Regions from separate parts of the Homo sapiens genome. Here region 2 is linked to region 1. Evidence: read pairs that join two places in POLR2A ChIA-PET (ENCODE). Cell type or tissue: OCI-LY7. All regions are shown on one strand.

What was found. Peaks named below come from ENCODE experiments on the same cell type or tissue, not always from the same donor. Only the 100,000 strongest peaks of a DNase experiment are listed, where the experiment ranks them.
Region 2: POLR2A ChIA-PET joins it to region 1 with 5 read pairs; 2 of 35 experiments call an interaction of 5 or more read pairs at or near these places.

The regions. Positions count from the first base shown.
Region 1 is chr16:68,271,946-68,274,445 of GRCh38, reverse strand. The region is part of intron 2 of SLC7A6 (solute carrier family 7 member 6); the gene reads right to left. Among named protein-coding and RNA genes, the nearest start is that of SLC7A6, 8.7 kb to the right of the region's middle. In OCI-LY7, no CTCF peak of the experiment used is centred here; a DNase peak (open chromatin) is centred at 1,495; H3K4me3 peaks cover 1,271 bases; H3K27ac peaks cover 2,500 bases.
Region 2 is chr16:68,135,676-68,138,175 of GRCh38, reverse strand. All of the region lies in intron 3 of NFATC3 (nuclear factor of activated T cells 3), which reads right to left. Among named protein-coding and RNA genes, the nearest start is that of NFATC3, 52 kb to the right of the region's middle. In OCI-LY7, no CTCF peak of the experiment used is centred here; no DNase peak of the experiment used is centred here.

The DNA.
Region 1 (2,500 bases):
CTGTCCTGCAGCCCAGAATAGGCTGGCATTAAATTTGTCCAACGATTGGATTCTCCTTGAGTTATAGATTTCTGCTCTGTTCTCACCAGCTTAAAACCCACAAACCTGCCCTGCAGAGAAGACCAGAGTCCCTGCACCTGGTACACAGTCATCACCAGCCTAAAAGGCTTCTCACTGTCCATACCCAGGTAATCCTGCCCAGTCACCTCTACCCAATGTAAACTGGGACTTCTGCAATGTCCAGCAAGACATGGAGACATCTGCAGCTACTCTCAGGCCAGTACAGAACATGAGGAGGTGATGGGAAGGGCGAGGAAGATGCTAAGACAGGTTTAGTCATTGTAGTGACTAAACCAAGGGGAAGTCCCTCATTAAAATACACACCTGGCTGGGCGCAGTGGCTCCCACCTGTAATCCCAGCATGTTGAGAGGCCGAGGCGGGCGGACCACAAGGTCAGGAGATCGAGACCATCCTAGCCAAAATGGTGAAACCCCGTCTCTACTAAACTTACAAAAATTAGCTGGGCGTGGTGACACATACCTGTAATCCCCACTCAGGAGGCTGAGGCAGGAGAATCGCTTGAACCAGGGAGTCGGAGGTTGCAGTGAGCCAAGATCACGCCACTGCCTGGCAACAGAGCAAGACTTGGTCTCAAAAAAAAAAAAAAAATACATGCCTGGGTATCACTGTGTCTGCAACACCTACCTCACTCTCCCATGTTGCTGCTTGCCCATTCCACATCTTTCTTTTTCCAAAGTACCCGAAAGAGAAGGGTTACGTAATAAGACAGGGTAGAGAAAGGACATCCAGGGGCATCCCAACCCAGGGCTAATTTGCCACTGGTGTATTTGCTTTCTTCCCCAGCATGCCCCTCATGTTGGATTCCACATTAACCTACCTATGAAGGACCCAGAATCTATCAAAGGAAAATAAGCACCTTCCTGACCCTGCACCCAGCGTGATCTTCTCCCTCCCTCAACTCCTGTGCCAGTCACACTTCTGATCCTTTGATCCCATCTCATCTTCAGAAGAAATCTGGTGGGCCATTTGATTCCCACCCACGTAACAGTTAGTCCTTTAAGGTCACAGAGATAACCTCCAAGAATCAGCAATAGGAACAGGATCGGCAAGCACATCATCTTTCCAGAAGTCTCTTATCTGTTCAACAAATGTGTATGTGATGTGCCCGAATCTGGCCTCATGGAGCTCAGAGCAAGGAAACCACAGAGAGTCAAGAGTGAGTAGTTCTTAGGGGAAATGCTGATCTCCACAGTCCCCACCCAAAACTCCTGCCTTCCCTGTCCCAAACCCCTTCAAGTCTGGACCTGAGACCAAGTAAAAAAGCTCCTCCTAGGCCCTAGTGAAGCCTTCCCCCAGTCCCAGGAGTGAAGGCAGCCTACCTCTGCTTCAGTGAGGCTGAGCTTTAAGGCAGCACCACTTTTGCTCTCACTCTGGCACCAAGCCATGCAGGTTTCCTGTGCAGGCACCTGGAAACATATTTGTTTTCATGTGCCTGTCAGGTGAGCCCAGGCATCCATTAGAACAAAACCAGTACACAGCTGGGGAGCCTATAGTCTCACATAAGAGTCAGGTGCAAAGAGACCTAGGATGCCTTTTCTACCCAAGTCAACATGGAGACAAGCAGAGAAATCTGACCCCAGTGACCAATACAGCTCGCCCTATTCCATCAGACTCTAGCTGGGAGGAGGGATTGAGCTTACTAGGTATTCCCTTTGTATTCATAAAACCTGGCACTGGTGTCGCTGATATGGCTTTATCAGGTTTGTCAAATACACTGGCGAAACTACCCAGTGGCCTTATTTAGAGAGGTGGGGCACAGTCACAGCCCCACAAGACCTCATGCCTAGAATTTCAGTCGCAGCACCTGAATGAAAGACAAAGTTCCTGCTGGAAGGTTAAGGACTCCTTCAGCCAAGGAGAGTAGCAGAATCACACAAAACTGAAGGCAGATAAGACTTTTTTCTCTTTCAGTCTCTCTCTCTCTTTTTTATTCAAGAGACAAGGTCTCACTTTGTCACCCAGGCTGGAGTGCAATCATGCAATCATAGCTCACTGCAGCCTCCAACTCCTAGGCTCAAGCAGTCCTCTATCTCGGCCTCATGAGTAGCTAGGACTAAAGGTGCTTGCCACCATGCCCAGCTATTTATTTATGTATTTTTTTTTTAATTTGTCTGTAGAGACAGTGTTTCACTACATTGCCCAGGCTGGTCTTGAACTCCTGGCCTCAACTGATCCTCCTACCTTGGCCTCCTGAAGTGCTGAAATTACAGGTGTGAGCCACCATGCCAGGCTTCTTTATCTTCATTCAGTAACAAAATGCATGCTGGGCGCAGTGGCTCACGCCTGTAATCCCAGCACTTTGGGAGGCTGAGGCAGGCAGATCATAAGGCCAAGAGATTGAGACCATCCTGGCCAACATGGTGAAACCCGGTCTCTAATAAAAATACAAAAAAATTTAGCTGGGCGTGGTGGCATGCA
Region 2 (2,500 bases), 140 kb after region 1:
TAATCCTAGCTACTTGGGAGGTTGAGGCAGGAGAATCACTAGATCCCAGCAGGCAGGGGTTGCAGTGAACTGAGATGTGGGCCACTGCACTCTAGCCCGGGCAACAGCACGAGACTCTGTCTCAAAGAAAAAAAAATTTTTTTTTAAAGTAAGAGAAAGAGTATCTGACTTTAAGTCAAAGACTAGGCTTTCTAAAAGAGTTTATTTGGAGAATTAAATGAGATAACGTGAAAGTGTTTTAGAAAATGAAACATACGGCCGGGCACGGTGGCTCACGCCTGTAATCCCAGCACTTTGGGAGGCCGACCGAGGAGGGCGGATCACGAGGTCAGAAGATCGTGACCATCCTGGCTAACACGGTGAAACCCCATCTCTACTAAAAAAATACAAAAAAATTAGCTGGGCGTGGTGGCGGGCACCTGTAGTCCCAGCTACTCGGGAGGCTGAGGCAGGAGAATGGCGTGAACCCAGGAGGCGGAGCTTGCAGTGAGCGGAGATCGAGCCACTGCACTCCGGCCTGGGTGACTGAGCAAGACTGTTTCAAAAAAAAAAAAAAAGAAGGAAAATGAAATATACTAAGAAATTATGAGATAATTACAGTGTAAGAAGTAATATGGTAAAACAGAAAGAGAAACGACAGTCAAAAGACCTGGGCTTAAGACCTCTCTGCCAATTACAACATACATAACCTCAGATCACCTGTAAAATGTACAGTCATGAGCTACATAACAGTGGTTCGGTAAATGACAGACCGTATATAATGGTGGTCCCACAGGTAACAACAGAGCTGAAAAAGTCCTATTGCCTAGTGACATCTTGATGTTCCTGACTCTGTGAAGGCCTGGGCTAATGTGTGTGTTTGTGTCAGCATTTTAAACAAAAAAGTTTTAAAAGTAAATAAAAATAAAAAATAAAAAATTTGAACATAGAAAAATGTTTATGGAATAAGGATATAAAGAAATAAAATATCTTTGTACAGCTGCACAACGTGTCTGTGTTTTAAACTGTTACTACAAAAGACAAAAGATTTTTTTAAAATTCACAACTTATAAAGCGAAAAAGTTAATTATTAAAGAAAAAAATTTTTTATAAACATAGTACAGCCTAAGAGTACTGTGCTTAGAAAGTCTACAGCAGTGTACAGTAATGTCCTAGGCCTTCATATTCATTCACTATTCACTCACTGATTCACCCAGAGCAACTTCCAGTCCTACAAGCTCCATTAATGGTAAGGGCTCTATTCAGGTATACTATTTTTAATATTTTATACCATATTTTCTTAAGTAAATCTTTGTTGTTGTTGTTTTTTAAGAGACAAGCTCTCAACATGTTGCCCAGGCTAATTCTAAATCCTGGACTCAAGCAATCCTCCTGCCTCACCCTCCTAAGTAGCTGGGACTGCAAGCATGGTGCCACTGTGACTGGTTATACCACATATTAGGGTATACCATCTAGGTTTGTATAACTATACTCTATGGTGTTCATACAACAAGGAAATCGCCCAGTGATGCATTTCTCGGAACATATCCCTGGTGTTAAGTGACATATGACTGTACTTGCTTTGCCCTTTTTAAAGAACTTTTGTAAAGATTAAATGTAAACTCTGAGGCCAGGCGTGGTGGCTCACACCTATAATCCTAGCACTTTGAGAAGCCAAGGCAGGTGGATCACTTGAGCCTAGGGGTTCGAAACCAGCCTGCCCAACATGGCAAAACCTTATCTCTACAAAAAATACAAAAAGTAGCCAGGTGTGGTGGTTTGCCCCTGTAGTCCCAGCCACGGGAGAAGTTGAGGTGGAGAGGATCGCTTGAGCCCAGAAAGTGTAGGTTGCAGCGAGCTGACATTGCACTACTGCACTCCAGCATCGGCAACAGAGTGAGACAGTCTCATAAAAGAAAAAAGAAAAAAAAAGTAAACTCTGGGAAAACATTTTGTAAACTACAAAACACTACAAAAAGTAAATTATTACAATTAATAGCAGCACGAACCTACAAAATGCCACTGAAATTAGTAATTTAAGTAGCATTTTGTCTTCAAGCACTTTTTAGACAAATGTTCACAGTAAAGCAAATTCTTTCAAACTATTTTTCTTTCTTTCTTCTTTTTTTTTGAGATGGAATGTTTCACTCTTGTTGCCCAGGCTGGAGTGCAATGACGCGATCTCGGCTCACTGCAACCTCTGCCTCCCGAGTTCAAGTGATACTCTCGCCTTAGCCTCCTGAGTAGCTGGGATTACAGGCATGCACCACCATGCCCAGCTAATTTTTGTATTTTTAGTAGAGTGGGGGTTTCACGGTGTTGCCCAGGCTGGTCTCGAACTCCTGACCTTGGGTGATCCACCTGCCTCGGCCTCCCAAAGTGCTGGGATTACAGGCGTGAGCCACCGCACCCAGCCTAAACTATTTTTCTAAAACCCAAACATTATTTTAAAATATACAGATAATCTATATTAAATCATCTAAAAAAATTCAGAAAATTAAGACCTACAAAAGTCTCTTCC